4 separate regions of the Mus musculus genome follow, and all the other regions are linked to region 1. A link is a loop called in an ENCODE intact Hi-C map of the cell type or tissue named here. Cell type or tissue: left cerebral cortex. All regions are shown on one strand. Each heading gives the region's core, and the rest is flanking DNA. Links, peaks and the distances in the headings are about the cores only. Region 1 has its middle 43 kb from the start of Prss23. Region 2 has its middle 16 kb from the start of Prss23. Region 3 overlaps Me3 (malic enzyme 3, NADP(+)-dependent, mitochondrial). Region 4 holds the start of Me3 (malic enzyme 3, NADP(+)-dependent, mitochondrial).

Region 1 (7,445 bases), core at 1,501-6,500:
AGAAGCCTTGCAGAGGAAGGAGCTCCTACCGTCTGCATGGCCACGGATGCATTTGGAAGAACTTCAGGGCAGGGTTGCCAGAAAGGAACATTGGCAAAGCTGTTCATGTCTCCACAGGCACCCTTCCTTACCCAGACACAGCTAGCCCTACAGACACCCTGTCCATATTGTCAAGCCACAGTGTGTGCCCAAAAGGTCTCCTTGCTCGTTTTCCGAAGATGATTGGCCATCAAGCACCAGAGTAGGCCAGAGGCTTGCTCTGTTTAGCTCCTTGCATCAAATATGCTTCCTATTAATTGTGGTTTTCAAAAGTCAAATTAAAACCCTTTGATTTGATTCCAAGATTGATCTTGCTTAACTTAAAGCTTCCCAGCTCTCCTGTCAGAATATGGGGAGTGGGAGTTGAGAGTTTAAATCTCAGGCACAGCTTAAATTAGAGAGGATATCAAATTGTGTGTATGTGTGTCTGTCTGTCTGTCTGACTGACTGTCTGTCTGTCTGTCTGTCTTACAAACCCCAGTCTCTTCATTTAAAAGAAAAAGGATACAGTATATTCTATTTGAGAACATGATTATGGGTAGATAAATTTGTTAATGGGTTTACCTTAGAAAAATGTCCCCCATGCTCTGCTGCTCTGTTCTGTATGGCAGGGTTGGCAGACTGCATTTCTTGTGTCCCCTTGCTTCCATCTGGGCTGATCAGCAGGAAGGACAGGAGGGGCATGTAGGATGGGAAGAAGGTAAAATGGGGCAAGGGCCACTTTTCTTCCATGGGCCTTGGTGTCTGCACTCACATGGTCCTCACTCTGGTTTCCGCAAGTGAGCCTAGCTCCTGAATTGGGGAACACCACCTCCTCTTTCTCCATTAAACCTCAGATGCCTGGTACGTCTTGCTGAAGATTAACTTTGAGATGTTTCATCCTTTCCTGTTTGGATTCTCCTATTTCCACCCTTTAAAAAACAAACAAACAAACAAACAAACAAACAAAAACCAGTTATCTATTTGCATCCCAATGCCCCCTTCCACTTCCGCCTTTTCTTTGGTCATATTCCTAGTGTAGTGTTCTCTCTGTTTTAAATCCTTAGAGATGCTTTTACTGTTTTACCCCGATTGTCAGTGAGTGAAATGTGCTTGCCTTATGCAATGTATTTTCTCATTGAATAATGAAACAAAAGAAAAGGGGTAAGGATCAGGGTCTTGCAGGAAAGACTAGCGAGACATGCCCAGCTACGTAGCTGGCTAATGAATTTTTAATAACTTGTGTCCCTGACAGACAGGAGTGCTCCTCTTCTACTGAGGGGGTAAATATTGTAATAGGAAACATGCTTTTCACTAGGAGAGAAGGAAAAAATGTGAGACTTGGTATTGAACCCGTCTGGGTTCTGGAACCTGGTTTTGGATGCTGGGAAGATCTGGCCTCAGAGAGTTAGCACCCAGGCTGTGGACACTGCTGCTCTGAAGGGCCGATCCCACTGTACACAATACCCCCTAATGAAGAGCAGATTTTTCCCACCCCCACAATCTGGGGTGAATGCTTTTCCTCCTCACCCTAAGGGCAGAGGAGGAATGTTCTGAGAATATTTGCCAGAGAGATTCAGCCAACATCCCATTTGCGCATTACCAGTGACAGATTTCCGCCGCCTTTTGTTCCCATCATCATCGGAGTCTAAACATCCAGAATGGGCCTTCGCGCAGAGGCAGTAAGGACTCCAGACGGTGCCACTGAGGAGGGAACCTGGCTCTTGGTGTGCTAGCAGAAGCAAAAGCTTTTGATCATCTTTATAATCAAGAGACGAGGACTGTGCCTGGCGGGCTGGGTTGGAGGAGGACAGACAGATCTGCAAAGCAGGCTTTAAAATCCACTTCCCTTTCTGTAGCAGCTCAGGCACCATCTGTACCCTAGCGCTAATCCTTTAATATCCCTATGATATAGGGTTATCAAGTCTACTCTACACCTGAGAAGAGTGAAGCTCAGAGAGGTTAAGTGATTTGTGTAGGACTGCACAGCTGGCCAGATGCAGAGTTAGAACTCTAAGCCACTGTTTGTGTTTCATAACATGAATTATTCCAGTTCTGCTGCGCTGCCATGACCGCCTGTGGCAGGACTTTAAGAACACTCCGCAGCCATGTTGCCCACTTTGCAGCTGCCCTCTCCACAAGCCTGGGTGGGGCCTGGTTGGCAGAGTAATGAAAGAATGCCTCTGAGCACTGATCAATTCCCTGAGTAGTTCCCTGGAGTCAACCTCAGGGTCTTCCCACCAGCTCTACAGCTAAGCCTGACTTAGGCTATGGCCTATTATCATCTAATGAAGTAAATCTGGACGTGTGGCCTGCCCTGTAGCTCTGACCTATGTGTGCCTGAAAGCTGGCAAGGTTATTTTCTTCTGATGTTTGATTTGGTCACAAAAGAATTCGTAGTTCTCTTTCACAAAGTCGCCTCATAACTGATAATCTGTGTATATTATGTTGAAATTCTGCTAGTAAACAGCATCTACCCTCTCTTCACCCTCATAATAAACTGTCTAGTTTTCTTACAAATCAGCAGATGCAGCCAGAATTTCCTGAAGCCCTAGCTCGTCCACAGCTAAGATTCCCTTTTAGATTTGAAGTATGAGGAAAGGACCCAGTGTCTAGCCAAATGCCCAAAAGGTCTCCAGTTAGAATGATAAATTATTAGTCACGAGATAGGAATTCACAGAGAACTTGTGGCTACGTGCCCAGGAGAGGAGTATTATGACACATTAATGCAAAGGGTGTCAAACACTGTCTAGATTATTAATAAATAGCATGGTTTCCTACCTACACAAAGAACACTATTTCTCAAACTTATATACCCTTCTCAAATTATTAGAGGGTAGCCACGATCACAGAGTGTTGAGTACTGTATATTGTGAAATTGATAGAATATAAATGCATCTCAAAATTTAATACATTAATAAGTAGTTTTCAGTTCTTTGTATTTTTCAAACTAACTACATAAAATGCATCAATACTCATGTTTTAAAATTAATTGACATAAAATGCATCTTCATATTCATAACATTTGGGAAAATTTAACCTTGCATTTCAGGGAAGGTTGTAAAATAAACTCAGGACCAGGGATTGCTCACTGGCGGAGGAGCCTAGGGACCTGAATTTCAGGCTCGTGCTCCACACTGCGCATCAGACATTGAAATATAGAACAGGAGCACAAAACAGCCCGCATTGCTCGTGGGTGAGGGGACTGAAGCTCAGGGGGCAGACGTGATTGTACAGAGGTCATAAAACGCATTACCAGTAGAACATCAGCTCTCTTCTCTCTCATCTTTTTCACATCCAGAGGGAGTCAAAGCCTGATACTCCTCTTCAGCCAGGCTGTGGCTGAAGAAGAAACCTGATCCTCAGGTTGTCTCTAGCTGGTCACTGCTCTCTTTCCAGTCATCACACAGTGTTTAGTGAATAATACATGTATTCAATGATCAAACAAGACAAGTTGATTCATATGATTTATAAATAATGCCTCACTTATTTTTTTTTTTGTGCAGTCTCTTAGGTATACCATTACTTCTGTTTTTATTTTTGGAAGTAGAGTAAACTGTTGGCTCAAGATCTCATCGAATGGACTCTGTAACAAAGCTGTGTCCTGCCTCTGCTGTATCCTGAGACTGACTCTGGGTTTTGTAAGAGCTGAAGCACAATCAGCTGGTGAATGGGAATAAGCTGGGCCCAGTCCGTAGGGACCATCAGTGGGTATAAGGGAATAATGAATTTGTTGACAGCATTAGAATCTATTGCAGAAAGTTCCAAGATTTCAGATGCATGTCATTATTCTAGGATATGGGATGGGAGTCTTGACAAGTCTTCCCACCCATTTACCATGGAGCCTTCTCTCCTTCAAGGGTGGTTCTCCAAGAGACAGTTTGCATAACTTAGACTTTTAAAAGAGTGTCCCTGGGCCTTTCTTGTCTGACTCATTGTGTGGTCGCAAGCTAGTGAGTCACTGCCATGTGACTCAGTTTTCACATCCCACGCAGGGCTCAGAGCTTGACTGCAGGGATCCTGGGCATGGCTTTATATGGTGGGGACAAACAACCAATGATGTTTTGGAGGGCCAGGGCGAGTTGCACTTTTCTTCTTTGACTTGTAAAAGCACTTGTCTGCTAGTTAGTGGTGTCTGTTTGTGGACCATGGATAAGAAACCATTAGACTCACCAACATCCTCACCATTTCTCATGACCCAGCATGAATCCAGTGTGTGCATAGCCTCTGTGTTAGTGGGATAGCATCGTGCATATAGGGTAAAAATCCTGAATGAAGAAACACGGATCCTCGCTGAGCTTGTCTTTTCTCAGCTATGCTAAGAAAATGAATACAACTTCACATTCCTAGTTTAAGTGTTGAGCACATTACAGTAAATCCTGGGATAAAAATTTCCCTAGGAATGTGAGCACTAAGCTTGGTAGCTTACTTCATAAATACTGTAGACTGAATCTAGAGAATAATTTGGCACTCCCCAATTTCTGCTTGCTTGCAGGACATAGTTCATTTGGCCATCTTCTGGGATACCCGGTTCTTTTTTTTTTTTTTCCGGTTCTTAATCTGAGGTCCTATTTCAATAGTGAATATTAAGATTTTGAAATGGGATTTTTTTTGTCCCTGGTTTATCTCAGACTCCATTATAATAAATATTAAGATTCAAAAATAAATTCAAACAGTTAAGACGCTGGAAAGAGACTTATGCATCTTCAGTCTTGGCCTTCAGCCAGATCAAGAATAGAAAATAAGGATGGAAACTGTTACCACTCTCTCTGTAGAGAGGAGAGGTAAGCTACCAATCTATTTCCTTTAGCTGAGAGCACAGAGAACAGGCGCTTGAAGCATTCCTGTGAAAGTAGACCAGGGTTGGGTTCTAACTCCTGTTCCTAAAGGGACAATGAAAGAGAAAAGAGCCAGAGTAGTGTGCTGGGTGGGTTTGTACTATATATACATCTAGAGGGTTTTCATGTCAAGGATGCAGTAATTTCCCATGCACTAGAAGTAGAGAACACCAGAAAAGAACACTACAGGGTTATCTTTGATCTTGTCTGCAAGTGCCTGCTGAAGGAGTGGGGGGATTCTGAGAGGGAGACTGGAGATGCGCTGCTTCTCAGTGCTACAAGTGGCACCAGAAATAGGAACACATCTGTCAGGGTCAAGGGAACTATGAGACAGAGGTCCTAAAAAGGGACCCCAGGGACGGCCCCAAGAAAAGAGTCCTGTTCTGGGCTGCTCTGGGCCTCTTGGGGATGCTTTCTTTAGCCAAAAGGCTAAAGAAAATGTTAAAGCTGTGAAACCCTCTTACCCCTCTGATCACCCATGGATCTAATCACAATAGATGTGAAGTGGCAGAAAGGGGGGGGGATTGGAGAGGAGTCAGTGATAAGTTGCATTTCTGCCATGTTGAAAGGTACAATTTTTCAACACACTATTAACTGAAACCAAAATAGATTTTGCTTAATTTTCTTAGTTACTAATAGACACCATTACCTTTCCCTTGGAGCCTGACCACATCCCCGTATTTCCATGTCTTTTTTCTGAAACCCATACTTTGCCTTAGGTTCTAATATCATACTGCCTATTATAGATGGGGATCTATTAGTATCCCATTATAGAAAGATGAATTCTCAGTGATAACACCTAATAATCACATTAATTTTCTGTATCCAGCATGGAGAGACATTTGGTTTGTGTGTGACCAAATCTTAAATAAGTGGCAATGGATATAGCTGCATTGATGGGGAAGCATCAGGGGGTATTTTGATCCTTTGGGGCATCTTACATCTCACCAGCTAGGCACTCACAGTCCTACTTAAACCTTCAGTCATACTGCCTGGGTCCTGAGTAGCTCATTTAGATGTGTTCAGGGAATCCCCATTATCCCCAAGACACTGCATGTCTCTCTGGAGAAGGAATGGAGACAGTGAGGACAAGTTCTCCATCCGAGAGAATAATAAACTGGGGAAGTGATCCATAGCTGCAGATTTTAACAGACCCCTCTGTTCTACAGAGAACAGTGGAGAAATTGTTCATCTACACAAAATCTCATCCTGATGGAAATGTTCTGACTGCAAAGGCAGTGTCAGCTTTGATTTCCTGACCCCCAGAAAAGGCTCAGTCAAAAGGCCTGTGGGCCTGTGCAGTCAGAAAACCTAAGTTGGTCACACATTATTGTCTAGTGGTCAACCCAACCCAGTGCACCCTAACGTTAGGGTGGCTTAATGCACTGCATCTCTTCTTGGTATTTCAAGGAGGACTATGGAAGAATTGGCAGTCCAAGCAGGCCTGAGGGTGAGTGCCCAATATTTTATTGCTTCCTTCAAATTCAAAGAGGTTCTGGATTTGGGGGAGTCTGAGGGGTCACTGGCCAGAGGACTAGCAGAACTCAGTCATTGAAGGTTTCCTTAAAGGAGCGTCAAACTGAAATAACCTCAAGAAGGTGCCGGCTGGGCCAAGAGAGAGCCAGTTGCTGTCTCCAAGCTAATTTTAAGAATGTCCTTGTCTCTTGAAATTTCATCAGCATGACTCATGGAACTGCAGGCCAACATTCTGAAGCTCTGAATAATCCAGAGCCCTGGGAGGCAGAGCTCAATGGGAGTTTTACCTAAATAAAGCCTAGGAGACCAGCCTGCTGTGATACATGCATGAGAATTTTGCTAATTCAGCAGACTCCCCACACTTGCACCTTTGCTGTTCACACCATTGCTCACAAGTTCTTGGGACCATGGGACAAGTCTTCTCTTAGATACTGGATCATTGCCTGTTTGCATTCAAACCTTCAGTTAGTTTCTTGCCATCATTTTCACAGTTTTTCAATTTTTCTCTTATCCTTAGAGGCGATCATATATGTCTAAGTGAAATATGATCATATACAATTCTTATTCCACATTCCTTCCCTCCAACTTCCCCTATATCTTTCCCAACATCTCTTGAAAATAATTTCATATCTTAGAAAAAAAAACCAATGCACTGAGTCCAACTACTGTACCCATATGTGCATGGGTCAGGGCTATCCAATGGAGTATTGGATGCCTATCAGTGATCATGTTCTCCAAGAAACTATCCCAGCAACTATTAACTGCCAATAGCTCCTCAGTAAGGGGCAAGAACTGGAGATCTTTTCCCCTACCTATATAGGAATTCTGACTGGCTCAGTCTTATACAGGTCTTGTGCAGGTAGGCACAGCTTGTATGAGTTCATGAGTGCCGTTAGCCATGGCATGTGCAGAAGACAGCATTTCTCAGCACTTGTCCCTATCAGCTTACAGCCTTTCCACCTCCTCTTCTGTGATGTACTCTAAGCCTTGGTAGGGCACTCCATCTCTTCTCAGCCCACTGAACACTTATGAGTCTCTACACTGACTGCTATCCACTTCAGAAAGAAGCTGACCTGGCCAAGGCAGAGAGAAGCGCAGATCTACAGGCATAAA
Region 2 (7,445 bases), core at 760-5,759, 60 kb before region 1:
TAGTCCTCAAAGGAGCTCAGAGAGCTAGCAGGTGCCCTTTCTACTACTACTCACCAGGTCTTGTGCATCTAAGAATTCCAAAGGACAAGTGGATTTCACCACAATTTCAGATCCTTAGGCTACATAGCACATTCTCTTCAATCCCCTCTTCTCCTGGGTGTTCTGGCTTTCCTTTGAAATCTTTAACCTCTCTTATCCAAGCCTCCTGTTCTCAATGCTTGATGGGAAGTAATGAGGATTTGCTTGGCTCCTTTGAAAGGAGTGGGTTTTGAAGCACGAGGTAGTTGTTAGTAGCAGTAGGATTTTGCTTTGCAGCCTGTTTATGAACACATGTCTTTTCCACTTCCGTGAACTCTGCTTGGGCAAACCATGGTCTCATTTATCCTCGTATTTCTAATCAGCCATTGGAACACAGAGTTTCTGGGACTGGAAGCTTTAAAATGGGATAGAAATTGCTATGATCGCTCCTCTTTACCTTTACAGATTAGGGCATAGGTCCTGGGCAAGAGAGGCACACATAGCTCACCTGTCTCAGTCCAGTTTCCATTTTCCCCACTGTGTGTGGGTCAGAGGTGCCTGGAATAATGGAAGCACACTGACAGCACATTCAAGTCCTATCTTTACTACTAAATAGGCTGTATAGCACTATTAATTAATTTCTGTTAATTTCTCAGCTCCTCAGTCTGCTCATCTATAAGACAGAATTAAGGATGTTTATTTTTTCCATATTTTTTATGATTGGAAATATTAAAGTAAGAAAAATAAGAGCTAAATGAATCATATGTATACTATTACCCACACCACCTCATGTTTGTGACTGGTTGCTTAGATGCAGACTCCTAGTTTTTAGAAGCCTGACAGGATCTCCCCTACCCTGGCCCCTGCCTGAGCCTGGGCAGATCCAGAGTCAGGCACTTAATTGCTAGAGGCAGAAGACGTCAGCAATCTGTGGCTCTTGGTCGTTGTGATCGAGAACAGATCTTATAGCTATGCTCTCGCGATCCCTTGTTAACAAGACATCCAGCCATGGCAATGACCCAGTTTCCATCACATCCCCAGTGTGTTGAAACTGAGTAGCAGAAGGAACCATGGATTCCACCTATTCCCTCCTTGATAACATTGCAGAAATTCTCTGTACTAAGTTCCAAATATCTTACAAACTGTTTCCACCGAGAGGAACCATGCAGGCCATGCCCCTTCGTTCCCTATAGCCGCTGGTCACTCTGTTTGTGGCCAGTGCTGATTGTAACTGAGTCTTTCTTTCATTGAAGACAAACAGGTGTCCCTTAGGGTCCGTGCATTGATCCTGGCTCTCCTTTCCACAGTCATGTAGAACACAAGATCCCTTATCTTACTGGACTGTGCACATCTCTAAAGATGAGGTCATTTTTCATATGTTATCTCATTGGAAGTGGTTATGTGACGTTCACAAGGGCATGCACCATTTCAGTTTTACCTAAATGAGTGCCTTGCACACAGCACGTTCTATAAATACAAAGAAGTAAGTATCCTCCTACCATGTACTGTTACCCCACTGATTGCTTTATACTCACTCTACTCTTAAATGTTGAGTGTATGTGCTTACCAGCGTGTATGTATATGCGCCATGTCCATATAGATGCCCACAGAGGACAGGAAGAGGGTGTTGAATCCCAAGGAATTGGAGTGACCGGTGATTGTGAGCCATTGAGAACTGGCCAATGTGAGTATTAGGAGTTGGACCAATGTCCTTGTCAAGAGCAGCAGGTGTCCCTAATCATCTCTCCATCCCCAGTACTCCAACCTTGCTGGGAGAAGTCTCTAATCCAATTCTGCAGACCCTGTGTTGCTGGAGAGGAAATAGCATCAGCTTGTGTGATCGACTGTCCTCTTACAATTTAGATTTTAACAAAAGTAAGATTTTTCTTGAAAAATCTTTTAATAAAACCATTTTAAATTCTGAGAACTTCTTGGTACTCTTTAATGAGCCAATAAGGCTTTAAATTAGTAATGTTTGCTGCACTGAGCTTCCTGGTACAGATGTCTGGGATCTAACATCCAGCAGAGAGTCAGGCATTGACACTCACAGATCAGGCCTCTCCTTCATTTTCTACAGGATCTCAAAGGCTTTCCAAGGCATTTGGATGAAGCTCAAATGGTTGGGCGTGAACAAGTCACAGTTCCAACTATCCAGATGGAGCCAAGAAGTCTGGGACCAACTGCGGGGGAGCCCCCAGAGTGCTAACTTGTTTATTATGGATGAGAGTATGGGACTCGCGCCCAGCTGCATTCAGCATATATAATTGGCATTTTCAAAGTGCAACACAGCCTTTAAGTCATCCATGCACCCCTAGATTACCTGGCATCACGCCAATGTTGACAGAGAAAGTGAACGCCAGGCAAGTGGAAAACAGCGCTGAAGCAAAGCCACAATGGAAACTTCTAGGAAGGATTTCACCGCGGTCAGTAGAATGCATCGATCGTCACAAAGTGCCTGGACTACTTTGCACATTGCTTACCTTCAAGGGAAAAGGGAGAGGCTGTGTTTGGATGTCCCCTTTGTAAATGGGAGAAGATGTGGAAAAGACAAAGTTAAATCAAATACTTAGTAGAGCCACCAGAAAGTCCCTTTTGGGTTCGGAGAATTGGAGGAGAGCAGCATAGTTATAAGTCAAGGAAACCACTAGGGGGCAACCCAAGAATGGGGGAAAAGCAGCGGCGGCCGAGAAAAGTTGCTTTCTATACTATTCGAGGAAAGCTGAGATCACGCAGTAAGCAGAACAAGGTGATATTTCAACATGTTGATTTTTACCCAAGGTTACTCTTGACTTGGGAATTCCTCCTAACTGGTCAGAAACACTAAGCAACAACTCTCTAAACAGAATTGTGCTATCAGGAGAAACTGCAGCGCTAGAGTAGTGCACCTGACGGTTTTAAATTCCTTCTCCAGGGCAGTGGGAAACTTTGAAATGCTCGCAAATGGGAAGGACATTTAATTAATGGTAGATATAAAGTGACAGAGAGTAAAGAAAATCTGAGCACGCTTAGCGAGTGTTTATTACCCAACGCTGGCTGTTTGGTAAACAATAAACTGAAAGGAATTACACGTGTTAATGCCCAGGTTTATAGATTCAAGTGTGATCACAATGTTTTAGCCTTTTCCACAACTCTCATGAAAAATTAGATTTTTCGATTTAAATTCCCCTTTCTCCCAGTAAGTCTTGATGGCATTTTTCTATATTTAAGAACTCCAAAAGAACAGAGCAGGGGCGTTAGAGACTTTATGGAACAGAAGAACAGTCACAATTGAGGTGATCAGTACAGAATGATTCTTCCTGGTACTCTGCTGTAGCTGGCCGACAAACATCTTTGCTACAGTGGGAAAGCAAGATGAGATATTTTGTGGAGTTTCCTATCTTTGCGTTGGACTGCCCTGGCAATTATCTGGGAGTAGTAAAGCATGCCATTTTAAAAGGAAAATGTTCTGTGTCCCAGAATGGCTTATCCACAGAGGACATTAGTCACGCTTGGGTCACACTGCTTTGCCAAACATGGCATTTTTTCCCATCGGGGAACTGGATATAGAACTGGTATTAATAAATCCAAGAAAGGAAATGCAGCGGTGAGGCTGGACACTAACTGGGAGATTTATTAAAGTGTATGGGAGATTCTCAGCTAGTTTAACTCACAGAGTGGTAATTACATGTCATTGATGCCAAGATAGTTCTGTAGAGAGGGTGATCCCTGAGCCCTGGGAAATAGGGACAGTGTCTTTACTATAGTGACACGCAAGCATCTTGAACACACAGATGTGCAACGTTCTCTCTGCAATTCTGGGATGAGTGTGGGGGTGGGACTGGTACCCATTGTAGATTGTTTGCTGGGTAAGTAATTATGCCTGGAGAGATGGGAAAGGGCAAGCTAAGAGGAGGGGAGCTTGACCAATGACCAAAGATAAAAAACACAGGTATGTTCAGTAGGGCTTAGCTGAAAGTCAGACCGTATGAGCCTGGAGAGCAATGGAGAAGAAACTTGATCAATATATTGGATATCATACATATATATCATATATATATGTGTGTGTGTGTGTGTGTATGTGTGTGTATATATATATATATATATACATATATATACATATGCATATATATGTATGTATATATATATATGTATATATATATGATTCAAAGGTTAGAAAATGAAATTTGGGGTTCTAGTGACCGAGTTCTAGTCAAGGGGAAACAAAATGGGATCAAGTCTCTGCTTCAGACATGTCTGAGGCAGCCAAGACAAGCTGGGAGGCTCATACTCTAGTCTAGAGGTTGCTGTCATCATCTTAAAAAGGAGCGAATGGAATGAGACTAGTGGTAAGGAGCTGCAGAGGGGACAGACAGCGCAGACCACTGAGCAACCAATCACCGGATCACATGTGAGATGTGCTGAGGAAGCAGACACTGGACTACTGTTCAAGTCATGACAAAGATCTGTTTTCTCAGTGAGCGATTCCTATGCTGGGCCACAGGACACCAGTGGACGATAGAACAGAATTCTGCTCTTTCTCTTACAAGGCTCCTACACTCGCAGGGAAGACAGATATAAATGACAGTGATGGTGTAATACCTGCTAAGACAAGACAGGACAGGATATAATGTATAAATAAGATTGGGTGGGTAGGGTATGGAGGGAGAGGATAAGAAAGGGTAGGCTAGGGTAATGAAGTGAGATAGGATGGGTCCAAGACGCTGCAAGAGTCTTATTCTGGCTTCAAGTAATCCCAACCATAGCATTATAGATTATCTAAACCTAATAAGACAATTTACTCAATGATTGCCTTGGAATACACTTATTAGGACATAACATGGGCACTGTCCTCTTGAAATTGTACTCCAGCAGCAGAGATCATCAGCAATGTAGTACACAAGTGGGATGTAGAGAAAACTGGTAGAGAAAGCAGTGAGAATTGTCCAGGAGGGAGACAACGGGGAGGATATATGTGTGTTCCTATAGAGACATGCTAGTGCTGGCACCGCCTCACTGTGCCTCCCATACCGAGGAGCCCAAGCCAGCCATTCGCTTCCCTCATTCTCCACAACGCCAAACACTTCAATCCTGTTTCATTGAATTGGGACAATTGTTTCTCAAAACTGTCATGCTTCTTTATGAAAAAGCACATTTGAGGTCTTTTTAGAAGTCTAAGGACAAGGGAAGTGACAAATCAAAACCAAGAGAGCATTTAACACTTACACTCTTGATACACAGAGAGAGAAAGTAGTCTGTGGAGCCAACTTACACTCTTGCATCAAGCTTGGCAGGGCACATGGCAGTGTCTTAGTTCCATTTCTATTGCTGATTACAAAAATAAGCACTGACAAAAAGCAGCTTCTGGGAGGGGGAAAGGTTTATTCAGCTTACAACCCCAGGTTTCAGTCCACCATAGCACGGGAGGTACAGGGACTCTAAGAGCTGAGAAGAACAGGCATGGTTGCTTGGATCTGCGCTCTACAATCCAGGACTCACTGTGTAGGGAATGGTGTAGCCATAGATGACTGGATTTTTTATTTTCCACATCAATTAACACTTAGGACAATCTCATTCAAATATGCCGTCAGGTCAACATAATCTTCCCAGCTGATTCTTGTTTGGTGTCCATGTATGAACCCGCCATTTTTTATGGCTCACTAAAACCTGTGCTTCCCTGGGTGAGTTTGGCCCTGGGACTTTGTGTTTGTTGTGGGCAAAACTGTCCTGAGCCCCCATAAGAAGATCTGGCAAATCAACCATTTATTTGTAGGTGATGACTGAGTACCTGCGGCCAACAGGGTTAGCTCTTTAATAAGGAGTATGGAGAGTCGCAAAAGGAGACTCTGTTAATCTCTGGTCCCTGGAGGACAACACAACCTCCCTTCCTTTCCCTTTAGTGCACTGCCATCCATTCATACCTTGGTCCTGGGTAGATCCTCTCAGCAGCCCTGCTGGAAGCTCTTTGTTCATGTCTCACAGCAAGTACAATGAGTTATAACTCCGTGTCTTAACTCTTCTTTCCTACATGAGCTGGTCAGGTTGTTCTCTCCCAACAGCCATCTTTTTTGTTTCATCTGCTCTGGCTACAATGACCTCTGGCTGTTTCTTTAATAGTACAACTCTGATCCTGACAGGTGGGTTTTCACTCCAATTCACTGCATCTGGAACACCACTCCTCTCCAGATTTGCTGTTGGCAGCTTTCAAGTATGGAAAGCCTGTTGGCCCTAGACGATTTAGACATGGAAGACAATGACAGGGCTTGGAACTCCTTGCTGGTTCACTGTTGGAGAGGCTTTAAGAGTTCAAAGATGGTTGTGACCCATGAGCAAGAAGGGGATGATTAAATCACCAGAGGTGGGAGCTAAAGGGAGGTAGCAGCTACTGGGGATGCACTCGCAGTGAACTAGAAAGAGACTTTCCCCTTTCATCTGCTTCATCCCAGGCCTCTGAAGGAGCCGGTGACATAAAGAGTGAAATCTTGAAACCACATAGAAGGGTTGGGGCTCTAGATTAAAGTGCACGGAGACTTATTTGCTAAAACAAACCAGATAACTATGAAACCATCCTGTCCCCATTCCAGTTTTCTGCCTCAGTCCTTTACTTTGTTTATACCTATCTTGGGGTTTATTCCTTCCGCTAGGGAAATACCAGAGTAAAAAAACAAGTGTAGCACATTTGCTAGAAATGCATTCATTCTAGCTCCATCAGAAGGGTTTGTATATATGCGCCTCTCTCTCTCTCTCTCTCTCTCTCTCTCTTTCTCTCTCTCTCTCTGTGTGTGTGTGTGTGTGTGTGTGTGTGTGTGTGTGTATGTATGTGTGTGTGTTCATTTGAGTGTGCCTGTGTGTGCATGCTTGTGGAGGCCAGAGGTCAACGTTGGGTATCAATCATTTCTGAAGATGCTACTCACTCTGCTTTTTTGAGACAGGGTCTCAGCTAGGCTGGCTGGGCGGTCAGGGACCTGCCTACCTCTGCTTCCTCAGCACTCTGATTGCATGTGTGCACCGTCCCACCACTTGGGATTGAACTCAAGGTCCCCAGGCTTGGTCTCATTTACTGAGTTATCTCCCCAGCACCTAGGCACCTACCAAAAGGTCTTTGAAATGCCCCCCCCCCCATGGGAAGACCTCAGAATTCTGATGAAGGAATGTAGCTAGAACCACAGGAAAGCCTGAGCTGAGAACTTCAGGGGCATGCACCCCAAGTTGTTACAAGGCTCATGGTCCACATTCTGTCTAGGGCCTCAAGGATTTAGCAACCAGACTGACTGTCCTGGTAAACCTTCATTTTCAATTTGATGCACAGTCGAGAGTCTAAGGAGAGGAGATGTCTCAGTTGAGAAATTACCTATTTCAGATTGGTCTGTGGGCATGTCTGCAGTTGTCTTAATAATGAATGTGGAAGGCCCAGCCCACTATGGGCAGCACTGCATCCTTGCAGGTGGTCT
Region 3 (7,445 bases), core at 897-5,896, 110 kb after region 1:
AGAGAGAGAGATTGATTCTCTCTGAGGTAGGACTATAGCACATGGAAGCCCTGAGTTTGATCACCACCACACAAAAAGAAACAAAGTTCTGTCCTCAGAAGACAAAAAGGTCTAAGAAGACATTACCAGTGATCTGCCATTGAAGCAGCAAGATGTATTATGATGTTATGGGAAAGAAGAGAGTAATATAAAACAAAGGCCACAGAGCTGTCCCTCACAGGCCACTGTGCATTTCATTGGTAGGTGGTCCAGCCTTCAAAGTGCTGTCTTTCCAAAGCACTCCAATCAATGTGGTATCATTCAAGCTGCCCTGATTTCCTATCCGATGTGCCCACCACTTGCTCTTTCCCCTTTAGTGGGAATAGAGGAGGCTCAAGCCTTTTGCTGGCACACTAGTGGGCGTGGCCAGACACTACCATAAAGCACATAAAGACTGTGAATGCCTCCTCATAGAATGTCATTCTTCAGTGTGGGTGACAATCCCGCATCATCAGATCCCCTGGGGTTCCTCTGGCTCTAGAGTGCTAAGCATTTCATACTTAGCCTGTCCGGCTCAGTTCTTTCTTAAATGCTTTAGACTACCCCAGTGTCATGGTTCTGGCTTAGCAGAATTAAAACTTAGCAGTTAGAACCCACATTGCTATTCACATCCAACATGAGTCGTGACTTTTCACCCAGCAAAACTTGTTAGGAGACAGCTGGAGGGACTGGGTAGGTGGTGAAGCCTGGACAGCTGAGTAAACTCTGAGACTGGCTCCTTGGGTCAGAGTGACTGCTGCCATCATGACCTTGAAGATCCCCGGCCTGTGTTTTTAAGGCCACTCGTGAGCCCTGGAAGCCAGCTTTGGAACATGAAGGTTTGGAAGATAACTAAGATAGTACTATCTGTACTTATGTTAGAAGGCTAGGGTACTGACTGACTTCTGTCAGCTTGACACAAACCCAGACTTAGCTGGAATGAGGGATTCTTAATGGAGGAATTGGCTCCATTGCATTGGCCTATTGAAGCGGAAGCTTAAGGGTTCTTTGGAGAGACAGTTGTGTTGGATGGTGTTTTGCTGGGGCAAACACATGAAGGAGTGTTTTCCTGAGATGAACACAGGTGAAAGGCTAAGGCAGACTCGTGAAGGAACATTTTGATGAAGCAGACACAGAATAAAGAATGTTCTGCTAAAGCAAGCATGTGAAAGGACATGCGATGAAGGATTCTTTGCTAACAACACATATGTGTTGGCCTGCCTTACATTGTGTATTTGAGGTGCATTTTTCAGAACTCCATAGAGAAAAACACACCAAAAAACTTGTGCTGCAGTTTCTTGCCACTTCTATAGACTTGGGCTGATAAGCAGAGTGATGTCAGCTGAGACAGATGCATGTGCTAAGACTAGCCATGTTCTGAGGCAAGACCTGTAGAAGACACATGATGTCTGAGGGGCATATAAGAAGGACTTGAGGTACAGTGCAGAGTCTGAGCTAGACTTGCTTATAGAGCTAGCTGTGCAACCCTTGTTGGTCTCATGTCTTCATTGATCTTTGATTCCCTGAGAGAGGCACAGCTGAGAACTTCTCCTGGTGTCCCTCCTGGTCCCTCTTGCTGACTTGTGCCAAGACTGAGGCCTAACTGTCCCTGTAGGTAGTGCCACCACTGCTGCTATCCTGACTCTACCAAACTGGACTGCTGGTGTGTGTGTGTGAAGTATTTGCAAGTGGGTTGAGTAAGCTGCTGCTGCTGTGAACTAAACTGCAGATTTCCAGATAATACAGACAGGACTTGCTCCAAAGAACCTTTCTAAACATGTCTATTCCCCATCTCCTGCCCCCTGTATTCATTCTTTTCCACTACCTCTGGTGGTTGGTGGACTAAAAGGGAAGTTAAAGCATTTTAAGAACCATCATTAAAAGTAGGTCTTGAAAAAAAAGTTTCAGCCTATAAATAAAGGAATGGGGCATTTTCTTGATTAGTGATTGACATGAAATGGCTCAGCTCACTGTGAGCAGTATGACCCCTAGGCAGGGGTCTTGGGTGATATAAGAAAGCAAGTTTAGCAAGCTGGTAAATGGTGTTCCTCCATAGCCTCTGCTTCAGCTCCTGCCCTGACTTCCCTTCATAAAGGGCTATGGTTGGAACATGTAAGCTAAATAGACCCTTTCTTCCCCAAATTGCTTTTGGCCAGCATTCTGTCACAGAAAAGAAAAGAAAAGAAAAGAAAAGAAAAGAAAAGAAAAGAAAAGAAAAGAAAAGAAAAGAAAAGAAAAGAAAGGGAAAGGAAAGACCAAAACCCTAACTAAGATGGCTGGTATTTTTCTATCATCGAGTAAAGCCTTAAGTGGTTATCTTTATACATTCCTATGCCTCAAATGATGAAAGATGTAGCCAGGATAAGTTCAAAGTAATAGGAATCTACCCATATGAAAAAATGAGAGGGTCTGGTCTAAAACTTGATATTTAGTCAGCCTCCTTTCTTGACCTGAAAAGGCTGCTTCAGTGTTTTTAATTTTTTTTTTTGAAAAGCTTCTTTAAGAAAACAAATTAGTCCAAGTCTGGCCTCGTTCTCTTGAAATGTGTTTTGGAGCCCTACAGACACTGCCATGCCTCTGGGAATAAATAACCCAGCTGCTCACAGCGTAATTGCAAAGGAATACAAGTTCAATGAACTTGGGACACTAGACATTCTCATGACCTGGTGAGAAAGAGAGTAGGGCTCCAGTTTCCAGGCTGGCTTTTCTTTCTACAAAGACAAATCATTAGTGAGGCTCACTCGATCATCAGACAGAAACCACAATCGACACCATCGTCTTTGGCCTTCTCATCCCCCGCTTGCCAACTGAAAAGAAAACAAGATCTAGACACTTCTTTCTGTGTCAGTTTATTCTCCCCTGATAGTAGGAGAATGAAACTAAGGCATAGAGGCTGCAGAATTCAGTCACGTCCCATACATCGGAAGGGTCGGAGCAAGTCTGCATATCCATTTCCTGACTTTATTGCTTCAACCAGTTCCTAAACTAGAATGTTGTTCCTGGACAGATGATGGAGCACAGAAACATGAAGAGCTTCCAAGAAAGACTGCACACAGGCCCTGAACCTAGCATGGTAGCTTTAATCCTATTGGTACCAAACACCTGTTGTTCTGATGTGTGTGTTGTGTGTTCAGCACACACCTGTGATCCTGATGGTAGCACGCACCTGTAATTCTAATGATAGCACACATGTGTAGTCTTCATGCTCAGCTGACCAGAATAGGGGGGTTGCCAAATTTAATACTCTTCCTTATTGAAAGATGGGGAGAGATAGTGCCTTATCAAATACTCTGCAAGATCAGGGTGGACTCACTTTAAAACACTGGCTCTCCACCTAAACGTAGCTCGGATGATCTCTTTAAAATTATCACCAGGATTTTTTTTTAAATACTAATTTCAGTGCTCACTCTAGAGATTCTGATTGTTGGTCTGACTATGGCCTGGGTCTCAGAACTCAAGCTTGCCACGTAGTTCAAATGCATAACCAGAATTGAAGAATTAAGAACCACTGCTTAGGACAGTGTATCTTAGTTTGTGGGCCTGAGTCTACTTAAACATCTGCTGCCTCAGGAGCAGATCCCAGAAGAGGTTTCTCTACAATATGGGAAGGGTGCTGGTGACAGGAGTAGGCTGGAGTAAGTAGACAGAAGTAGACAGGAGTAAGGCTGGAGAGCAGCTGGTCACACCTACTGCCCATGGTGATGGTTGTGGGAGCCAAAAGGTGGCCATTCTTATATACTAGCATGGAAATTCTTTGTGTACTTACATCTCAACTCTCCTACTAGATTCTAACCTTTTTCAGAGTGAGATTCTTGCACCCAAAAATTTCTGTCATCTTCCCTGTTAAACTGTATACTCCAGGAAAGAGGGTATAAATTAGACTTCTTCACTATCCCCCAGACTACACAGCACAGGGTTTAGCAAATGGTCACTGGGAACAAATATTCCTGAGAAAATGGTATTTCCTTTTTTTTTTTTTTTTTTTTTTTTTTTGTCATTCCAGAAACTACATTCTCCCCCTCTAAAACTAAGACTATGCTTTGGTGCAATGCAACTGAGGCCACTACGAAAGCTTGCTGAGTCTGTAGCCCTCTGGACAGGTTCAGCTAGTGAGCTATTTCTTTGTTCCAGGTATCCAAGCTTCTGCTAAGCACTCAATCTGCCTGACAGAGGAGACTTTAGGACATTGGCTGAGTCCTAAGGGCTGTGATTTTGGGGTTGATACTAAATCCTTCACGAGTCAGCAGAAAAGCTGCCAAGGACATGTTTGCCAAGTGGCCATGAACATAATTCTCAGAACCTTGGTCATTTCACTCTGAGTCTGATTGAAAAATTATATTTGTGGTTGGGCATCGCAAGAACAAAAGAATTATGCTTAATATTGATTTGCATACTGGCAGAGAGATTGTTCACTGTTTGAAGAAGGCGTCCTTCTAACCTTGAACCCCACCAAAGCTGAGCAGATCTGGTTGCACAGTCCTCAGAGCCACAGTTACTCAGAGGGAATACAAGTGGGGAACTGAGATTTGCTGAGAATGTGTTGGGTTTTTGTAAGCCATTTTATAAACATCAGCCCACTCAGTCCATGCCACACTGAATTTTACCCATGAAGATATTTTCAAAACCCAGGCATAAGCCTGCGCTCCATCTGTCTTGAAAAGTGGGAAGCTCAATCCCCAACAGGGCCTCCAAGGTCTTCCATGGGCTCTCTAGTTCTACCGTCTCTGATGTGATAGGTGTACAGTGACCCTCACTCCATTTTGCTAGTGATGTTTATATATCTTTGTCCTTCTCTGGAGCATCCTTCTCCCACCTCCCTTTGAGTCCTGAAGCAACCCTCTGCCCACTTAGTTCCTTATTGTCCTTCCATTCTCCATAACATCTATCAGGGACTAGGAAAGAGACAGAAGCCACCACATCACCATTTGAATAGCAGTGATGAAAATCATATGATGACTTATTAAATATGTGTTTAATTATTTAAATTGTTTAACTTTTTTTGTTTTGTTTTGTTTTGTTTTGTTGGGACAGAGTTTCTCTGTGTAACCTTGGATGTCCTAGAACTCACTCTGTAGACCAGGCTGGCCTCAAACTTAGAGATCAGCCTGCCTCTGCCTCACAAGTACTAGGATTAAAGGCATGAGCCACTGCCAATATTAAATTATTTGATAAATTTTACATTATTTTAAAAGCTGTTTAACCCGGTAACATAAAAGAGAAAAGGAAACTTCAAGCTGAGATTGACAAAGTGTAACCTGCAGACCAAATCCAGTTCATGGTCTGTTTTGTTTGACCAGTGAGTTAAGAATGCTTTTATGGGTTTTGTTTTGGTTTTTTTGTAACCTCAATAAACATTGTCAGATAAACGAGCAACAATGATAGCATGTGTCCCACAGAGTCTGAAGTATTTATTCTCTGCTCCTTCAGATGAAAAGCTCAATGACCGCTGCTCTAAAGTTTCATGAGGTAGCAAGTGTAGGAAGCAGCTGCCATTTCTAGTAAGACTTAGAATTATTAAAATGTAGAAAGCTAGAGAAGGGGCCTGGACCTCTGAAAAGGGAGCCCAGCTGCCTGGTGCAAGCATCTCTGGGGCAGAGTCTGATGGAACTGGATTTATAAGCAGTGAGAAAATTGTGCACCCTCCTGAAATGCTTCCACAGGATGTATCTGCTGCTGGTGATACTGGGATACCTGGTGATACAGGTATCTGGGCAGGTGAAGAACCCTGCCCAGGTTTTGTCCCAGAAACCACTCAGGAAGTAGAAGAAACAAGTCACTTCTCCCTCCAGTCTCCCTCCGTTGTTCCATCTCAACAGAGCTGAACGGGGAAGCAGTTTGCAAAGCAGGTCTTTGGTTTGCAGGTTCCCAGTCCTGAGCAACCTGACCAGATGGTAGAGAAACAGGTTTGTGTCAAAAGGGGTGTGATCTAAACACTAATATAAGGAGGTTTGCCGTGACGTCACCAGTGCTCCATCCTACCTTTATTGGACTGTACACTGTTTCTCCACTTTGTTAGCTATATTTAGTAAAGTACTAGTAAGAACCACATCCCAGAGCACCTTGGCCCAATTTTCAATGTTCAGTCTTGACAAGAAGACACATTGGTCTCACTTTGCAAGTGATGAAGTTAACACGGAGATACTCAATGAAACACTCAGCTAGAGAACATAACAGACATGGAACACAGACACTCTTAGTCCAGGGTCTGTGTTCTTAAGAGGACACTACAGTGCCTTCAGCTCTCAGTTTCCCTTATGAGTCTTGCCCAGTGTCTCTCTTGATCTCTTGTTTGACTGGCTTCAAGCCTTTTCTGCTAACCAAATGACCCCTTCAGCCTGCCACAAGGTCTGCCAAATAGGAAGCTCTTCATAAGTGCTTGTTGAGTGACTCAATGAATGGAAGAGAAATCTGTGTCATAGGAAAGTTAAGGCAACAGTTATTAATCGGAGTAAAGACTCACACTCTATCTGGTCAAGGGCCCTGTTCTTCCCAGTCATGAGCTGGCAAGGTAGAACCCTCGACCGGCTGGTGACAATGAGCTTCCTGATGATAAGCTGTTTCCTGCATGTTGAACAAATGATATGTTTTGTCTGTCCTTACAGCTATCGGGAGCATGTGATCAGCTATACTTCTCATTAGGTAGCCATGCTGCATCAAAAAGAAAAAAGGAAAAAAAAGAAAAAGAAAAAAGAAAAAAAATCACTATACCAGTTGTCTCCAAAACCAGGGAGTCAATCTCTGAAAAAGACTTTCCTACACAAGTTATGCTGACTGCTGCTAGTGTCTAATGAGGATTTTGAACTGGGATTGGGGATTCTTGGGATTTTTACATCATATGCTGCTAAAGCATTTATATATTCTTCAATGATAATACTTAAAAAATTTTATTTAAAATCTCAAGGAAAGCAAATATTCCTTCTGACAAATTTGGACATAGCTAAATGGTGCTCCCTCACCTCAGGACAACGTGATTGTTCCTTCCTATATCATTTCTATCTCCTGTCTCATCACTCTGCCACAAAGGCCAGACACTAGCTGAGCTATATGGGCCTTGTGCAACCCAGTTTCTCTTGGAGGGAAGCTACTGTCCCACAACAGGTCATGAAGCACTCCAAGATCTGGTCTTCAGAGTACCCCATTGTTCCTCATCCTTTTCCACTGATGCCAGTAGAAGTTCACTCAAAACCATCAGAAGGCTATCTGGGAAGGCAGAAGTGTGGAAAAGACAAGCAGATTCATTCTGAAAGCTCCAGCCTACTAATAAAATCAATTTAGTCAGTGTACCAATCTAACTTTCCTACCTCGTGTTCCTCTGAACAATAGCAACATCAGCAACCTGGGTAAATCAGAGGGGAGAAATAGAGGAGGTCTCAAAGTTGTTTATGAAGTAAACATTGTTTTTACTGGGCTCTGTGGGTTCACTTAGA
Region 4 (7,445 bases), core at 1,145-6,144, 69 kb after region 1:
GAAGACCTGCTTTCTTCTTGGAGCTGGTAACTCTGCACCAATCACGGTAAGAAGAATGCTAGGCCTCCATCCTACTCTCCTCTGCCCCAGCAAGAGAAAACCCACAGAAACTCAGAAACAGCAGATTGAAGTAACAACAGCTAAGAAAGCATAACTCAGAAGTCATGGTGGTCAGTGACTCAAGACGAATAGAAGCAGAGTTTAAGCAATTAATGGTACACACACACACACACACACACACACACACACACCCAAATCTTGCATCAGGAAACCACCAAAGCAACCAGAAGTGTGGCTCAAATCATACCACTTGAACCTGCTAAGTAGACTATAAACTTTCTTCTCTGCCAGATGAACTCCTGGATACACACAAAGTTAGAGGTAGCTGAGGTACTTGTATTTGAAGTTGCTGCAATGGAGGTGGATCTAGAATAGGAAAGGCTGTGTGGGAGAAAAAACTTACTTGCCCCATGAGATAATAGGGGCCCATGAGGTGATGTAGCTCCCACTTTACTAGAAGATAACACAACATCTAACAGTATATTCATGTTTTGTCATCACTTAAAACAACAAAACTCTCTGAGTATTCAGCCTCTACCAGGAGCATTACCTGGTCTAGAAATACACAAATATCTCAACTAAGCTTTGGAAATTTGAGCTAAAAAAAAAAAAAAAAAAAAAAAAAACAGTTAAGTCCAATTTAGCCAATGTTTATTTAGTATTACATGCTCAGAATTGTTTTGCAGGAATACAGATGCAGTGTAGAAATAATACTTAACATTTAGCAAGGTTTACTATGCACAGTTATTTAATCCTCACAGCCAGTGTACGAGCTAATTACTATTATGATCGTGCTTATTTTATAGACAACATGGGCTTTTAGAAGGATTAAGCAAATTCCTCAGGATCACACACCAGTGATCCTGCCAGAATCAGGATTCAACTCCACATGCCTGACTCCAAAGAGAAAGCTCGGAGTCACCATACAAAGAAGTCTGAATTTATATTGGGCAAACATCTAAAATGGTAACCTAAAATGGCAACTTTTGATGACGTGCTTTCTTTTATTGTGCAAACGAAAACATTGTATCGAGTTCCCATTGTGCTTAGATCTTAAAATCTGCTTTGAAATAGCTGTGTGGAGCCTGTTTAAAAAAAAAAAAACCACAACAACAGCAACAACAACAACAACAAACAAAGACAAATAAAATCTACAGCTACTTATGATGCCCCAGAGCTAAACAGTACCTCTTTAGTCCACTGCATTTCTATGGAACTGGTTGCCTCCACTCTCCCCTTTGTAAGCCACTCTTTCAGATTTGAGGCCAATCTCAAAGCTAAGGAAAATGAAATCCACCTGTTCTTAGAAGTGCCAAATACTCCTGATAAAAAGCCTGTAATTTGGCAATTGGTAGACTTGAAGGGAGAAACTCTGTCTTCTTAGTCAAAATCCACACTGGGTCTCACAGCCCTGTGAATGCTGCTCTGTGTGTAATAGCACACTGCACAAGCTAAATTCAAAGGCTGTGAATCCACAAAGGGAACAAATTACATCTCTTTGGGGGAAGGCTTGGTGGATCAGGCAAAGTGATTTGAAGCTGACTACCAGCTGAGAGGAGAGTCTAGTGGCTAAACCTTGTAAGGAAGAAACACAAAAACTGAGGAGTTAAAAAAAAAAAAAAAAAAGCCTAAGAGAGCCCAGGTTCTCTAGAAACAATAACCTGTCTTAATCTCACCAATTACATAGAGAGAAAACATGCTTTTAAAAACACTTTAGACAGAAATAACCCAAAACCTCTCCAGTGGAAATTCCAGATTGAAATGAGTTTTGTCCCACTAAGAAAAGACTGTCAGCAGGAGAAACCTCTTCTTTGCCCCTCCTTTGTGGAAGTGTATGGGGGACTATTGCAAAGTCAACTAGGAAACAGGAGATATGCTCATTACAACTTAACAAGTTCTGAGATGGTGAAGGAGCCAGGGAAGCAGCCAGTGGCCAGGGTCAGCTGGTCCTGGGGATGCTGAATGGGCCAGATGGGCAAATCACATCGTTGGACAAAGAGCTGTCCCCTCACCCTACTGGGTCGGTGTTGTGACCTCCAAACAAACAGGGGCATGGATTTGTTCCCCTTATCAGCTGTGTGGCTCAGCAGCTGCTGCTGTGGGTTTCTGTTTCAGAAGCCTGCCTTGCCCCAACAGTTGCCTTTTTGTCTAACTTTTGTGTGAGGGGAGAGGAGGTGGAAGGCCCTGAACATAATGGAGAAATGGCAATGGCTGTCAGAGGAGGGAGTACTTGAATAGAGTATTTCAAGAGGTGCAGAAAATAGATTGCCACCCTCGCCCCCTTAAACAACCTCTGGGAAATCCACACACACCAAAAGCCTTGGTTACTGTTTTGTTTTTTGTTTTGTTTTGTTTTGTTTTGTTTTGTTGGGTTTTTTTTTTTTTTCACCCATCACTCAGACCAAAGACACCATGTCTTTTCGGAACTCATATTGCAGAGTGGAAGTAGAGCCATGTATGAAATGTCCTATGAAATATTTGAGCTCAAACGAGCCATGGAAAGAAAGGCTGTCCCACAGGCAGGGCTTGGACTCTAAGCAGGCCTGCTGAGATCTAACTGCAGACCTAAATGAGGATGGAGCTGAGATTCTGGTGAGAAAGGCCTTGCATCTTGTTCTCCTAGCTGGGAGTCATTGTACTTGTGATAACAACTACTGAGGAAGGTGGGATTTATAAACAAAAATTCCAAAGTGTTCTTGCAATAACAATACAGGATAACTGTTCTAGATGTCTCTCTATTTTTAAAAAAAAGTGAATAGTTAAAAGTATGTTCTTTTCTTGTTAAAGGTGGTTATTGTGGTTATGACAGTGAAGTAAAATAAGAGCATAATGCAGCATAATTAAGAACATATTTTTCTGCTACAAAAATGCTTAATTTTTTTATTACTTTTCAGACCATCCAACAGCTGTTTCTTCTCATTGAATAAATAGAAAAACTGAAGTCAAGAAACTAAGTTATGGTGAACAGGGAGGGATGGCAGATACGTGGGAGACAGATGAGCGGGAGAATCAGTTTCCCTGGAAACGCTTCATGCAAAGGAATTGAGAGGGAAGGAACCAGAGGCTCTGAGCTTCCCCTGTTACCAGTTGTTATACAACCATGTGTGAGGGTTTGTGTAGGATATAGGATGATAAAGTGATGATGAGGTGACTTGTATCAGACTTCACAGATCTAAGTCTTTCCTGTCCTCAAAGCACTCCGGATCTGGGATCCAGGTTTAAATCCCAGCCCACTCAGGCAAAGTAACTTCTCTGGTTTGTTTCCTGGTTTGAAATTTGAGGGTAGCATCAATTTCCATCAGGTTAAACTAAGTTGGGTAAGCAGAACAAACTATATCTCAACACTAAAAATTTGATGTAAGGAACGGGATTATGTGGGTGGTAGGGGGTTGAATGAGAAGGTTGGGGGGAGGGCTGGGGCAGCTTCTAGAAACCACAGAAAGAAGCTTAAGGTGGAGCCTGAAAGGAGCTGCTGGAACCACCAAAGGCTGGACTTGAGAAAGAAGAGTGTGCAAGAGCTTGGTGAGATTACATGTGGTAAGGAAGGAGGCTGCATGCTGGGGCCAGGGGCTGATGCTTGTTAATTGGCTGTAGCTGGGCTTGGAGCTGAAAGGGACTAGTAAAAACCAGGATAAAGGAAGTCTGTCCTTTCCAGCCTTCAGTCCCCCTCCATTGCCCCCACTGACAGAAATGATTAGGAACCCCACTGTCAAAGAACGAAATTGTAAGATGCAAGTTCCAGCCATAAGCCAGAGTTCAGAAAGACAGCTCCGTAGAGGAATAATCATAAGACTATTATAAGATTAAATGAGTGATGACAGGTACTCTGACTTACAATTGGCTTACGACCTGTAAGTCCATTTTGAGTTAGAAATATTATCAGTTGAAAATATGTTCTCTATACCCAGCCTCCTACACATCAACGCTTAAGAGCCAGTGCACTGCTGAGCACCAGTTGTTTATTCTCAGAGCCAGTGCACTGCTGAACACCAGTTGTTTTATTCTCAGAGCCAGTGCACTGCTGAACACCAGTTGTTTATTCTCATGGTTATGCATTTGGCAAACAACTTACTGCTGCGAGCCAACATGAGGAAAGTGAATCCTATATCTACACAGCCTGAGAAATGAGAGAAATTAGAGATACAGTTTCCATGGAACTGCCTTACAATTCCTAAGTCTCAAGTGGAACACTTAAGTATGTTGGGCATCATGCTTTAAGTAAGCAAATAGATCCACCAAAAAAAAAAATGCTAGAAATGCTATCTTAGTTTTATCACAATGATGGTGAGATTGTAAAGGTCACTTAAAATGCTCAAGGTCACATGCACTAGTAGAATCCAGTCCATTGGAAGCCAAAGCTGTCTGTCTTCTTGAGTCTTTCAGAAGTTCCAAGAAGACGGGCATATAAATAAAGTCCTTGCAAGAGAGACTGGTTTAATGATATACTAGATACACTTGGGGGCATTTGGGGGATCATGAAGGAGGAAGATGAGCCACTGACTCTGAAAGATGTCATAGAGAAGATGGTATTTGAACATATGGAAGGGAGAGAGAGGCCTTGCTTGACAGATTCCCAAAGCAATTCAACAAGCTGGGTGTGTTCTCTGTGCTAACCAGGCATTGACCCAGATACTGAAGGTGCAAAGACTTGTAAATGGTTGTTTAATCTTTTAAACAAGGTTTTTATTTATTCCTTGGGTGTTTCATACATATCACATTCATCTCTCTCTCCCACTTGTTCCCAGATCCCCTCCTTCTTCCTACCCATGTGACTTCGTGTTTTGCCATCTGTCTCAAAACAAACAAACCCCATGGAATTCAGTCTGCGTTGGCCAGCTGACCAACTACTCCTGGGCGTGGGGCCTGCCCTAGAGTGTGACCCATATACCAAATATCACTCCATTGAAGAAAACTGACATGCCTTCACCCAGTACAGTTGAAATAAAGATCATTTCAGCTGATAACTGAAGAGAGAGGCTTCAGGAAGGCACTCATTCCCACCAGTCTTGAGGAGATGGACTCCTGAGGCCAGGCAGGAGGACCTTGACAGCAGGAGCATCCCTGCCTTGCAGTTGGGCCATGAGAACGGGATGGAGTCTGAGAGAAAGAACCACACCACCTGTCTGGTGGCCATTCTGAGAGCTCATAGCCCTGATGATCAGAGAAGCTACTCACCTTCCCTCACCAAACAGCTACTTTTTTATTTTTATTTATTTATTTATTATTGCACAAAGACATTTCAGGACCTGATAACAAAGGGATCTGCAGGCAAAGGCCCTAGCCCAGTGAAGCCAGTATCATAAGGGGGAGGCAGGCAATATACCACAATAGCAATGAACTAGTAGATGACTTGTTCATTTATACCTAGGGGAAAACCCTTTTCTTATGCATCCCCTGGGGATGGTCAGCACTGAAGGGAATGACTAGAATAATGGCTTCCAAGTTGACATATTAGGGGCAACCTCAGAGACGAGATGTGGCAGTTGTTTAGAAGATTGGAATATGATGTTCCCAGTAAAAGTGTTAGCAGAGGCAAAAGCCCTGAGATGGAGGTGAGTAAGACAGGGAAATGGGGAGAAGCAAGTCAGAGGAGACCTCAAGGACAGCACAAGGTGAAGTGGGATGAGATGAGAAGCTGGCAGGAGCCAGGCTGGGCTTAACCAAGGCCTCCTGACAACTTAGGAGTTATCCCATACACAGAGCGATGTATTTCCTTTAGAAGGAATCTCTTGAACACTAAGTGGAGGAAGTACACACTTAAATTCAGGGAGAAGTGGACATCAAGGTGTGAGTGACCTAACATCTATGGTCTATGGCTGGTTCCATGGGGTTCCTAGAAACTTACTTAGGAAGTGGGGAACGCAGATCAACAGAAGAGAACGTTCTACAAAGCAGGAAGTGTTCTGTACCTATATACATTCAAACATGGTCTCAACTGGTTTAAAAGAAGGCACTTACTGTGACTGGGATTTAAAATTGTATTTTATTTAGAAATTTTATTTACTGTAAAATGGATTTAAAATTGTATTTTATTTAGAGTATTACAGCTACATGTGGCTAATGGTTACTATACTGACAGCATTCTTGCCCAGGTCTTGCTCAAGAGGTGGGGGCATGCTGACCCTCAAGTGTTCTCCCCTAAGTGCCATTCAGACCTCTGGATAGAGAGTGCCAGGGTACAAAAGCACAAAAACCCTCATGTGGGAGGAAAATGAGCTTCATCCTGTCTTGTTATGAAGAGCCCCCGCGCATATCCTCAAGGAAAATCTGGTCCCGCAAGGAAAGGTTTGGAGACTGTTTTACTGAATGCATCAGTCCCGTGAGCTAGCACTGCCTGTGAGGTGCTGCCTTTGGCCAGAGAGTGACAGGGGACAGTAGCGCCTTGCCCCACCTGCTCGCAGTGGGACTGCATAGACTTCAGCTTCTCCAGTTAGGCAGGTAAGCGGAAGAAGGAGAAACCAAGGTTAACCACAGGTACTGAGGGTGCGGGGACTCCTTGGAGAGTATTCTCCCATATGGGGGCAGGGAGGCACGGGCTGTCATCCGCACGGGATCTGCTTTCTGGGCTTGCTTTCGCTTTGCTGGCTGAGGGGTGAGCATCGCAACCAAGCGAGGAGCAGGTGGCCTCGGACAAGGGGAGGAGGCTAGCGCCTTCCATCAGGAACCCCCAGCCTCTCCGAGAGCTCAGGTCCGGCGCCCTGCTGGCGCGCAGGACCTGGCTTGCCTAGAGGGCACCCCTGACCTTGGTCTCGCCCTGGTTCCAGGTCTGTGCCAGGGCTATGGGCGCCGCGCTGGGCACTGGCGCGCGGCTGACCTCCGTGCCTCGCATAGCCTGCAGCAGTCTTCGGCGCCAGGCACCTTCCGCGCCCGCCCAGGGCTGCCACTCCAAGTCTGGCCCGCCTCGACCCGTACCCCTGAAGAAGCGCGGATACGATGTCACCAGGAACCCCCATCTCAACAAGGTAATGGTCCGGGTAGGACGTTGGATCCCGTGGTTAGCAGGGAAAGACGCCCCGCCCCCTGGGCTTGGGACGAAACCTATGGCGTCCTTCCAGAGCCCTCTGGTTTTGCCTCCTGGATATTGCTCTGTTTGCTTTGGCCTTTTCGTCCCCCTCTTGACATGGAGAGATGTGATCAGTTTTACTGACCTTAATTTCCTCAGCAAAAACAATACAGACCCAGTGAGTATTCCCGATGGTCCCTCTGAGCTAGAGTCAGATTTCCAGCAGATCTTGAGGACAATTCATTTGACCTCCGTGAATTAAAGTATCTGTTAGAGATTTCTTAGGAATGTTGCAAGGTTTAAAAGGAAAAACAGGAAAACGGAGGCAGAGTTCTTAGCACAGACTCGGGCACCAATGAGATAATAAGTGTTAGCTAATGAT

What was found. Hi-C counts contacts between places; a loop is a spot of excess contacts. Peaks named below come from ENCODE experiments on the same cell type or tissue, not always from the same donor. Only the 100,000 strongest peaks of a DNase experiment are listed, where the experiment ranks them.
Region 2: a loop joins it to region 1, with 2.1 times the contacts of the local background. A loop is called at or near these places in 4 of 42 quality-filtered maps.
Region 3: it touches region 1 in a loop (2.5-fold over the local background); 3 of 42 quality-filtered maps call a loop at or near these places.
Region 4: it touches region 1 in a loop (2.1-fold over the local background); 8 of 42 quality-filtered maps call a loop at or near these places.

The regions. Positions count from the first base shown.
Region 1 is chr7:89,557,165-89,564,609 of GRCm38, forward strand. No RefSeq gene overlaps it. Among named protein-coding and RNA genes, the nearest start is that of Prss23, 43 kb to the left of the region's middle. In left cerebral cortex, for the core only: no CTCF peak of the experiment used is centred there; DNase peaks (open chromatin) are centred at 3,969, 4,273 and 4,854; H3K27ac peaks cover 2,330 bases.
Region 2 is chr7:89,497,466-89,504,910 of GRCm38, forward strand. No RefSeq gene overlaps it. Among named protein-coding and RNA genes, the nearest start is that of Prss23, 16 kb to the right of the region's middle. In left cerebral cortex, for the core only: a CTCF peak has its summit at 2,666 (motif pointing right); DNase peaks (open chromatin) are centred at 2,204 and 2,665; H3K4me3 peaks cover 785 bases; H3K27ac peaks cover 208 bases.
Region 3 is chr7:89,667,023-89,674,467 of GRCm38, forward strand. All of the region lies in intron 1 of Me3 (malic enzyme 3, NADP(+)-dependent, mitochondrial), which reads left to right. Among named protein-coding and RNA genes, the nearest start is that of Me3, 38 kb to the left of the region's middle. In left cerebral cortex, for the core only: no CTCF peak of the experiment used is centred there; DNase peaks (open chromatin) are centred at 3,657 and 4,611; H3K27ac peaks cover 400 bases.
Region 4 is chr7:89,626,072-89,633,516 of GRCm38, forward strand. It overlaps Me3 (malic enzyme 3, NADP(+)-dependent, mitochondrial), which reads left to right and starts at 6,747. Exons shown (of 14, transcript NM_181407.4): 1 at 6,747-7,022. The coding sequence starts at 6,840. In left cerebral cortex, for the core only: no CTCF peak of the experiment used is centred there; DNase peaks (open chromatin) are centred at 3,143 and 4,076; H3K4me3 peaks cover 189 bases; H3K27ac peaks cover 2,541 bases.